2 separate regions of the Homo sapiens genome follow, and region 1 is linked to region 2. The links are chromatin loops, found by intact Hi-C in ENCODE. Cell type or tissue: PC-3. All regions are shown on one strand. Links, peaks and the distances in the headings refer to the core of each region. The heading gives the core; the rest is flanking DNA.

What was found. Hi-C counts contacts between places; a loop is a spot of excess contacts. Peaks named below come from ENCODE experiments on the same cell type or tissue, not always from the same donor. Only the 100,000 strongest peaks of a DNase experiment are listed, where the experiment ranks them.
Region 1: it touches region 2 in a loop (2.8-fold over the local background); 4 of 110 quality-filtered maps call a loop at or near these places.

What each region holds. Positions count from the first base shown.
Region 1 is chr12:70,839,299-70,844,686 of GRCh38, forward strand. All of the region lies in intron 2 of PTPRR (protein tyrosine phosphatase receptor type R), which reads right to left. Among named protein-coding and RNA genes, the nearest start is that of PTPRR, 79 kb to the right of the region's middle. In PC-3, for the core only: CTCF peaks have their summits at 412 (motif pointing left) and 614; DNase peaks (open chromatin) are centred at 1,893, 3,043 and 3,343; H3K4me3 peaks cover 461 bases; H3K27ac peaks cover 3,180 bases.
Region 2 is chr12:70,753,854-70,759,241 of GRCh38, forward strand. It overlaps PTPRR (protein tyrosine phosphatase receptor type R), which reads right to left. Exons shown (of 14, transcript NM_002849.4): 5 at 338-448. The region is part of intron 1 of LOC124902960 (a long non-coding RNA gene); the gene reads left to right. Among named protein-coding and RNA genes, the nearest start is that of PTPRB, 120 kb to the left of the region's middle. RefSeq lists an enhancer at 3,964-4,770. In PC-3, for the core only: no CTCF peak of the experiment used is centred there; DNase peaks (open chromatin) are centred at 738 and 2,468; H3K4me3 peaks cover 2,708 bases; H3K27ac peaks cover 3,556 bases.

The DNA.
Region 1 (5,388 bases), core at 56-5,055, 85 kb after region 2:
TTCCTCTTTATTCTGGATATGTGTGTGTGTGTGTGTGTGTGTTAAAAGTGTCCAATACATCATTGACCATTTGAACAGCATTACTACAACTCAGATGACTTATATTACTTAAAATTAAGGGAAAAATCTTAGAAATGTGCAACTGCAACATTTTCTTCTGTAGTTGCAGCATATGCTTCATTTGTGAAGTTATACAGACTATTTAAAAACTATTATTATATCCAGTGTAATTGTGTCAGCATTGGTTTAGTTAATTAAAGTTAAGGAGGATAAAACATTCTATGAAACATTATCCATATGGTCTGCAACTACCCTTTGTTTTAATGGTGTAAGAACACCCATAGAGAGCAAGTAAAAGAAATTATTAGTGGATTACCAACTTTGTGATAAATCCAACAGAACCTGGCTATTGTGTGCTTCTGGGCTCCCCCTTTTGGTAACTGGCTGCTTGTATTCACATGCGGGCCAGGTATAGAGCTTCGCTTCTCTCCTCCTGTGGAGCCAGGATACTGGTTGGTACTCTTATTTGAGTTTAAAATTTCTTTCTTAGAACCAGATAAAACTACTAGTCGTTCAAAACCAAAGTGCCTATGCTGTCCTGAAACATTAATACCCTCTTCTTGGCCTGACTACTTCCCTATAAATGTCACCATGTTTTTGGATTTCAAAACATGAATTAAGTAACTGTCTGCCGCTGGATTCTGATTCTGTGATTATTCCTGATTGCCACTGTATTAATTTCCTATCATTGCCATAATGAATTACCTCAACCTGATTGGCTTAATTAATACAGATATAACTTATAGCTCTGTAGGTCAGAAATCTGACACGGTCTTACTAGGCTAAAATCAAAGTATCACTGGGGCCATATTCCTTTCTGGAGGTTCTGGAGGGGGAATCTAGTGTTTTTTTTCCTCATTCCAGCTTCTACAGGTTATCGTGTTTCTTGTCTTGTGGCCCCATTCTTCCATCTCCAAAGCCAGAATAGCCTTGCTATGTTCTGCTCACACTGCATTATTCTGACGTCCTCTCCTGTCTTTTTCTCCCACTTTTAAGGTCCCTTGTGATTGCTTTGGGTCCAGAAATCCAGGATCAGCTTCTATGTCAAGGTCAGCTGATTAGTAACCACAGTTCCATCTGCAGTCCTTTGCCATGTAAAGCAACACATTCGCAGTTCCCAGGAACTAGGATGTGGACATCTTTGTGGGGCCATTATTTAGCCTATCACAGCCACTTTTGAGCTAAGTAGATTAATTTTGGGGTTTCTGATTCTATAATAGCTAGATCGCTTTTTTAACTTGACCTTTCCCAGCACAGGGCAGAGGTTTAAGAGAGTGAACAACTGGGAATAAAAGCACATGAGAGGGTTAAAAATGAATCATCTTAAGAAAGCCATAGAACACATTTACTGCAAATTTCTCACTATGTCGAAAGGTCTGGGACCCTATGGGGAGGGGTAGGAGTTATCTTTGTGTCTCCATTTGAGCACATTAATACATCTCACTGAATTGCAAGGAGGTAAGATAAAGGGCATTCCAGAATAGTCTCTTCCAACAAAATTATCACAACAGGGGCCAGGTTCACTAGAGATACTATGAAGTCACCGTGCCATTCACAACCAATATTATCAATGTGGTAAGACCAACTGTCTTTCTGTCTTGAGTTTTTATGGCTTTTTTTTTTTTTTTGTCTAAAACTGGGCTTATCTCGGAGATAAAACAGCCCTGCAACCAAGTTCTTCTGCACTGTCAGTAACTAAGTCTTGAGTTGGTCCAGGAGAATTTCCTGCACTAAACCTTTTCCCTGCCCCAGAAAAGCCATATGGTCAGAAATTCCATTCCAGCTCATACTACTATTAGAGGCATTAGAATCAGACTCCACTCTACCCTTACCCCCCCAACAAAAAAATTGCAAAGCATAAATAGCAACAGCCAGCTTTATCCTGAATCACCTGTGAATCAGCAAGAAAGTAAAATACAGCTTCTCGGTATGCTAAATGAAAAGATTTGATTTTAAATTTATCAGTGTAGTGTGGGCACTCCAATTTCCCAAAGAGGTGTTGCATAGTTTTCCACATTTCTTATTTTTTTTCATTTGCATTACAGACCGGAAATCCTGCACTTCTCAGCTTGTTCTCTCAACTCTGTTGAGTGATTTTCCAGAAATGAATGGTTACTATTTCTAGAACTTAAGTCTCACAACCTGACTCCCTCTGAGTTCCAGAGTCCATAAAAAATAGCTGAAAACTGATGTGATTGCACACAATATGTTTAATATTGTAAAGTAAGAAAACTTTTTTCATAGGAATTGAAAATAACTTACAGAACAAAAGTAAACATTAAGTCTGACTTTACCTAGTAGAATAATACTTTTAAAAATATTCAATGTCTCAAATATTTTATTTAAGCTGAATAAAAGTAAAGACATCATTTTCCTAAATCTAATAGAGATTTCTAATACAAAATGCAATAGCCTTTATTTTTTCATTTAATTTCTCATGGTATTAGTTTTCACTGTAAATTCAAAACCCAATTATTATTTTCATAATGAGAATATATGAATGGGCACATGGTACTTAGAAAACAATTTACTAATACCTTGTGGATAAGCCTTCCCATTGTTATCTCCATGGTGGTCTATTAGCATTGTCAATTTCCTTTAGGTAATATCAGCACCAGGTCCCATATCTTCAAATTTAATTTTACAAAAGATTTTTTCAAATAACAATGTTAATATATTCCCTGAAGTAATTTACAGCCATATTTCCTCTTAAAAAGCCCTACAAAGCAATTCCTATGGAAACAAAAATGTACGTATGCCCAACTGCTATGACTTTTTATGCATGACTTGTGAATTTTGTTTTTTAGATTACTATATTTTACCTTTTCCCTATAATTCTCTGTAAGCAACACAACAGATTATAATGAGTATAATCAGATCTGTAGAATTATTGAATTCCTCAAATACTGTTCTTTTGGAACTGTTTGTTTAGTGACATCCCAAATACCTGCTCTATGCTTCATCTTGGGTTGTTCCCAGCATAAAGATGAGCTGTTAGATACTTAGTACATTTATTTATGACATGCATGTTGGTTTCCTGTGGCTGCTGTAAGAAGTTACCACAAAATAGGTGGCTTAAAACAAAGGAAATTTATTCTCACACAGTTTTGGAGGCCAGAGTCTGAAATCAAAATGTTGCAGGGCTGCGCTTCCTCCCCCCAAAAATGGAGAATCTGTTCTTTGCCTCTTCCAACTTCTGGCAGCTGTTGGCATTGTTTGACTTGTGACCATTTCACTCTAACCTTTGCCTCTGTGGTCACATTGCCTCCTTCTTGTGTCTTGTCTTCTGTCTGTTCAAATCTACCTCTGTATTTCTCTTAGAAACACACTTGTCATTGGATTGAGAGCTTTCCAGGATTGCTCAGTGTGACCTCTTCATGTCAAGAGTCTTAATCACATCTGCAAAGATTCATCTTCCAAAATAAGATAATAGTCACAGATTCCAGAGATTTGGCATGGATATCTTTTGGGGCACCATTTTTTGGCCTACCACAGCAAGACATTTAAAACTGTTTTGCTTGAAATCTAGTTCTTCTGCCTTATAACACCATTGTTCTCTCAGCATATTTAATTTGAAGAGCTAGAAATAATTCTAGAACATTTTGTGCAGATAGGCACTACTTAGATATCTTAAGAAGCTTGTTCTAATCAAGTTTGGAAAAGTATTTTACTCCAGGAGTTGAAATAAATCACCCACAAAATGAAAAAACAAAGACATACTTGTACAAAAAAGTGACAAGTGACAATTGTCTGTCTTTGTATAATTGACTTTGTCACACTGAGAACAGAGGCTGGCAAAGAGCAGCCACTGAAAAAAGGATGTGTTGATTTGTTAAAATAATGAATAGAAGGAATAAACTAGACTTTGACTTCTGCAGTCTCACCACTGTTAGTCTTTATGCTCTCTGGTTATGGTTCCTCTTATCCCAGAAATGTCGATTGCAAATTAAACAGGCTACAAAAGTCTTTATGAACTGAAAACATTTAAAAATGTTTAACTTTCTCATGAAATGTAAATGGCTAATATTTATCAAATATTTATTGTGTGCTAAGGCTCTCTGGACCTGAACATAAACATCTTAAATTACAATATTAATATTACACAACCATAGAAGGTAACCTATCTTCATAGTTAAGTGCACTTTAATGAACTCTCCAATTGCTCTGTAAGATATATGGAATGAAGTTCAGAGCTTGCCGAGGCCTGCTGACAAGTGGATTAACTCCTAGTAAGACTGTATGATTCTGCGCCGAGTAGTTGTCTGTTTACTAAAAGTCAGTAGATGTTTCCAAACCTGTTTATGCTAATTATCTTTGTTATTGTAATTGATGTAATTTAAGAACTGTTATATAGAATGACTAATATGATTACCAAAAGTGGATTGTTGTTATTTCTATGAAAATTAAGTTGAGAGCTTTGAAAGATTTGAGACATAAATGTTGCTGAAAATTTTTTTTTTTTTTTTTTTTTTTTGAGAGAGAGTTTCACTCTTGTTGCCCAGGCTGGAGCGCAATGGCACAATCTCGGCTCACTGCAACACCTGCCTCCCAGGTTCAAGTGATTCTCCTGCCTCAGCCTCCCGAGTAGCTGGGTTTACAGGTGTCTGCCACCACGCCCAGCTAATTTTTGTGTTTTCAGTAGAGGCAGGGTTTCATCATGTTGGCCAGGCTCGTCTCAAACTCCTAACCGTGGGTGATCCACCCACCTCGGCCTCCCAAAGTGCTGGGATTACAGGCGTGAGTCACCATGCCCGGCTTAAAAAAATTATCGAATTAGATTTAGGTAAGACAATTGTAATAGACTAGGAAAAGTTATAAAATTATTAAAGGACTCGGTACTTATTGTATCTTTGTGTTCTCACTCCATTTTAAAGAAACCAAAAATGAATTAGAGATGATACATTTTGAGCCTGTTTTATACAAGAAAGACAATATGACACTAACTAGGGCATCCATATGCAAAAGATGGGTCAAGGGTTATGTGTTTGAAGCTAAATAAAATAAGACTAAAAGGTGTATGATTTTTATTATTCCCTACTGTGATTGAATTCAAGTAGTCAACCTATGATCAGTTTTGATCATATCACATAAGAAGGTTTATAATATTATATATGTCTAACATGTGATCTCACCTTCATGTGGAATCTAGTAATGTTGAACTCATACAAGCCGAGTAGAATAGTGGTTACTCCAGGGACTGGGAGGTAGGGAAAATGGGGAGATGTTGGTCAAGGGCACAATCTTGCAGTTATGGGATGAATAAGTTCTGGAGACCTAATGTACAGTGTGATGATTGTGGTTAATATATACTATATTTGGACTTGACTT
Region 2 (5,388 bases), core at 331-5,330:
ATAAAGTAAACCCAAAGTGTGCCCGTGAGACTTTACTGACTTTGAGGGCTTCAGTGACCTCAGTAAATCACTGTCTAAAGCTTCATTCTCAGAGTTGATCAAGTTACTAAAAACTGCATTGCAATTACAGCCTTATTATTCAGGTCAGCATCCTTAATTCCATAAGCTCTCCTTTAGCAATCGCTCTGATGTCAGATATGAAATATTCCTAATCTAGCAGGATCATAGTCTTCCTTCTGCTCGGAAGCATTTTAACATTCATTTGAATGGCAATGTACCCACTAATATCAAGCAGTGGGCTGAGCAAAGGATAAAATATACAAAGAAGCAAACTTACCATCAAACACGTTACTATAATAACAAAGATGCTGAGAAAAATGACAACAGCATAAAATCCTTCTTTGCTCCAGATTTTGTCCGCTTCATGCTGCCCTTGTAAAACATTTTTCTTTAAAAGCAAAACAGAAAGTCCGACGTTAAATGAGAGCTTGAGAAAACTGGCGTTCTTATCAGACACTAAACATATTTTTAGCCTTATTCCATTCAGTGTAGTGCAACACACCTACACCCCCCGCTGCCAGAGCTGCTTCTCAAACTGATCTAAGACAACAGACTGCCATCCTTATATATCGAGATTATTTAGTCTCCTATGCAGGAGCAAGCGTGCCTGACATGGCATCTGCAGGTCCCAGGCTTTCTAAACATCCCTCAGCGTCTCTCTTGGAAACTACCTGGTTCATAGGTAAGAGAGTTCTGTTCTTTTCTGTGTGGAGGAAATTGTTTCTGATTTCCTTACTCTGTTTTAAGTCCCCTCCCACAACATCAGCACCCTGGATTACGTGCTGTACTACCTCTTTACTTTTAAACAAAAGTGAAACAAGTGCAAACAAAAGCTTGTGGTGCATTAATAAATACAGCAACAATGCCAGCATTATTTCCTTCTTTCTTTTAATCACATCTTTTTTTTTTTTCAAATAGAGTCTCTGCTGTCAAAACCTGACTAAAATATCATCTCAAGAATACATATTGTTAGAATATCACATATTTTTCTAAAGTAATACGGAACATTAAAAAGTTCAGAATTATTTGTCAATAAAAGGTAGAATACACAGGTTTATCTTTATTTGTATCATTTTTGTTCCACTTTGGGGGTGGAAGAGCAGAGAAGAAGCATGAATAAAGTGTGCATGACTCTATTAATTTTATTTTATTAATTTTTTTAAAGAAGCACATTGACTAAAATCCATTCTTAGATTAAAATTCAGTTGTATAATTTAGTGACAGTATAGATTTATAGTTAACGAAACTAACTTGAAACCAAATAGTCCATGATTGGGAAAAACATATAAAGGCTAAATCAAGTCAAATGCTTTAACTCATCTAAAATTTCATTTTGTTGAAGGGTGCCTTTTTATTCCCTTTAGTGAGAGTACATGTCTGTCCTTGGTTATTGTTTCCAGTGATTAAGAAGGCCTGGAGTAAAACACGTCTTGTAGGTGTCTGAACTTTGAAATCATTGCTAATTTATTTTTAAGGCTTTTAAAAAATAAAATATACCCAACATTTATAAATCAGACAAAAAATTTACCTTGAAAAATATTTTATGAGAACTTTCATTCTGGAATGCAAGTGTGTTTTGGTGGGAAGATAAGCAAGGCTGAACAGAAAAGATTTTTGAGTTCAATTGTGATTACAAAAATTATTTGGAGAAAGCCTTTATTAAATGCTAACGTAATCAGGATTCTATTTTCTTTACTTGTAAAACAGCGATGTGCTCACTAATTATAGTAGAATAGTATCTGGCCTACTTTCTAAGACATAGATAGATGCATAGATACAAGAAATGATTTAGATATGTATTTTAAAGATATATAAATGATAAATCGATGGAGAATCTGAAAACACTTGATTGATAAATGATTAGAAACCAAGTACCCTGCTGCAAAACAACTTTGGGTTCAAGCGACAAATTTTCTTTCACCTCTTTGACGTCAGCCATATCGTTTTTTTAAATTCCAATGTCTCTATAAGCATAGCTGGAAACTAATAGAAAACTCTTGCAGAAATCAGGTATAAATATGGAAATGAATTTTTTACAGGCAACAAAATAGCATCCATTGTTTGCTATAAAAGCAAACTAGTTAAGCCTTCAAGTAGGCAGCATAAATTTGTCAAATTTAAGTATAAGGAGTTGAGCTTAAGCCCATGTAAAATTTGGATAAAAAGGGGTGGTTAGGTGGGTGGAAAGAGATTTTGTGTTCCTAACCCGATTTGGTTCATTTTTTTTTCTTGCTGTAGTTCTACAACTCCTAGAATATCAACATGTTCCTTTCTGCTTAAGACAAACCTGTTTTGTTTTCTTTTTTAACTGAAGCAGTAATGATGAAAGAATTAACTCCCACCCTCCCATCCCCCACTCCCAGTTAGAAAGACACGTTTTAAACTCCTAGAACTTAGTCACTGCACTTTCTTGGTAAATAGATTTCTTTCTGAGTCATGCTACTCCTGCTGAACACTACTATATTTGTACAGAGATCTAAAAAACTTGATAAGGGCAGGGTAATAAATGGACAAGTTTGTAGTTAAGAGCTCACAAATCAAAAGACTATAATTCACAAGAATCTTCAATCTAACCTTTGCATAGGGTTAACCCCATGCTTTTTATATTTTGTCAGGTGGCCGAGAGTTGAATAATTCAGAGGCTCTGTTGTTGGGTCAAGCCAATGCCACTATATCATCTTTATGTTTTATTATTTCATAGCTACATTTCTTTGCCCTTTAACTTAGTTGCAGTGAAAGAAGCTGATGGGTTTTGTTCTATTATTTAAAATTTGGTCAGTTTTCTGTATAGTTAACAATGGCTTCTCTATATCCTGTTTAATAATTTGATGCACTATAGCTCATTCTTCTTTCTTTTGTCCTTTCTTTTTAAATATTTTAATCAATTCTGATCTCAGATGCAGAAGGAGATCCCAAATGCTAGGAGAGACGATTCAGAGATACAGAGGATCTAGGAGATACACCTCTTTAAGAGAGAGGAAGTACACAGAATAAGAATGAAGTGCAAATGTTACAAAGTATCTGGTTAATTTGATTGACTTGGCAGATAAATGAGATGTATCCTATAACAATATGGCTTTGTTGGATAAATGCCAAGCTTCCACTGTACTGTGCACAATGTGAGCAATTGTTCTGAATGGTCGAATACAGGTTAATATTGATTGTATGTCTCCTCAGCACTGTATGGCTAGGTCTACACTAATTTAGACAAGACTACCTGCTAGTGTTCCTAGTTTGAAGGAATAATCATTAAACTCACACATTATTGTTTACATTTGTATGTAATGGCTTTTTTTCTTTGTAAATATTTCATGAAGGTATCAGTTAGCACATTGGACTTTTATTTAAAGAAGGTCACTTTCTCCTTTGAAATATAAGATTTGGAAACTGGAGTAATTTGCAATTGAACAACAACAAAATTCCTGAATCATTTTTAAAAATGTCAACACAGAACTTACCGTTTTAATAGGTATTTAATTCATTTTGTAAAAACATTTAATTTTATTTTCCTGGGATTTTACTTATTAGGCAAGAGGAGGTCTAGTTTTATCTATATGAGTGCCTATAATGTTCTAGATATCATATACAAATATATAAAGGAAATAATGTCTTTTCCTTTAAGAAACAGATTACAAATGAAAACAAATGACTAAACAAGAACAGTTTTCTAGTTGGGTTTTTTTGTTTCTGAAGAGTCATTTTCAATTTAAAAAATCAAGCATATGAAAAAACAATAAAAAACCATATCCTTCCATGAAAGTAATTAACGTAAGTTTAGGAATAGATGCTTTGAGACATCATTCACGATGTTCTATAATTCATGCAAAGGATGAAAAGCCAAAATACCAGTGATCCTTTTTTTCTGTTAATGAATATGTTGCCATAACATGTTATAATTTTAAGATTAAAATGTGAAAAAATGGGTTGAGGTATAAGTTGTTATAAAAGATTAACCACAGAAAAAATGAATAAAGTTGTAAGAAAACTCACAGAATAGCATTTACCAGTTTTAAGCAACTATCAATCAATATTTTTGCAGGGCTTCTTTAGGTTGTATCTGTACCAAGCACCTCCCCACTGGGGTGCCTGCTCACTACAGACAGCTTTTCCCTGTTTCTGCATTTAGAGATTCTGGTCAAAGGTCAAAGGGTAATGCCTGGCCCCTTCTAGGAGTACTCAAACAAAAGGTTCAAATAATCCCTCTGTCCTTCATGATATGCTCCTTATATCTGATTCAAATACTTCCTCATCTTCTGTAATGCATATTTTCTAAATTCTAGATTTCTAGATTCCAACAATTTTATGAGAATCTATCACATTTATCATCAAAACACTTTCCTTATTCAAATGTAGTCTATTGTGAGCTAGTAGCTCTGTGAGAGGCCATTAAGCTAAGTACCTCACCTTCACTGGACTGGGGTATATTGGAGGATGCCCAGGTACTTGCTTTAAAGCCAGCTCTTTTTGTATAGGGAGCTTCTTTTGGTTTGCAAATCTGAGTGACTCAGTAAGTTGCTCTATTCTTAAAGCCTTCAGAATGGCTTTTAAACTGAGAATAAAGCAACAGGGAAGGCCGTTTACATGATTCTCTAAAAGCTTATGGGAAGCAGGATACATTTATCCAACGGTCTTTCTAAAATTTAAAGAATTGTCCTAGGCAAGATGTGTACCAGTCAGTCCGTGTAGGGCCTTGACTGTGGGAATGGGGTTTGGCTTTGTGCACAAGCGGAACTGCTTCAGATTCAGACGTGGGCAAGGCTGGGAGGGGCCTGGTGGTTCACCTCCTCCTGACCCTCTCCTCTGGCCTCTCTAAAGCATAAGGGGTCTCTTCTCCAAGGCACCCATGGCACAGTGTAGTAACTTTATTCATAGAACTATATTCTTATTATCTCTTTGTGTCGTATTTGCCCTATTAGTGCATAAATTCATTGAGAACAAACATCATTTATTGTTTGTTTTCTTGTTTATTTATTTTTCTGGCTTTAGATATTAGCTAGCACAGTACTTGGCTATTTGCTCTTGTTGTTGTTGTTGTTGTTGTCTGTTTGTTTTGGGACTCCACCCAGGCTGGAGTGCAGTGGCCTCATCATAGCTCATTACAACCGTAAATTCCTGGGCTCAGGTGATCCTCCTGCCTCAGCCTCCCAAGTAGCTGGGACCACAGTTACACACCACCATGCCCAGCTAATTTTTAACTTTTTTTGTAAAGTCAGAGTCTTGCTATGTTGCTCAGGTTGGTCTCAAACTCCTGGCCTCAACCAATCCTCTTCTCTTGACCTCCCAAAGTGCTGGGATTACAGGCTTGAGCCAACGCGCCCAGCATGACTA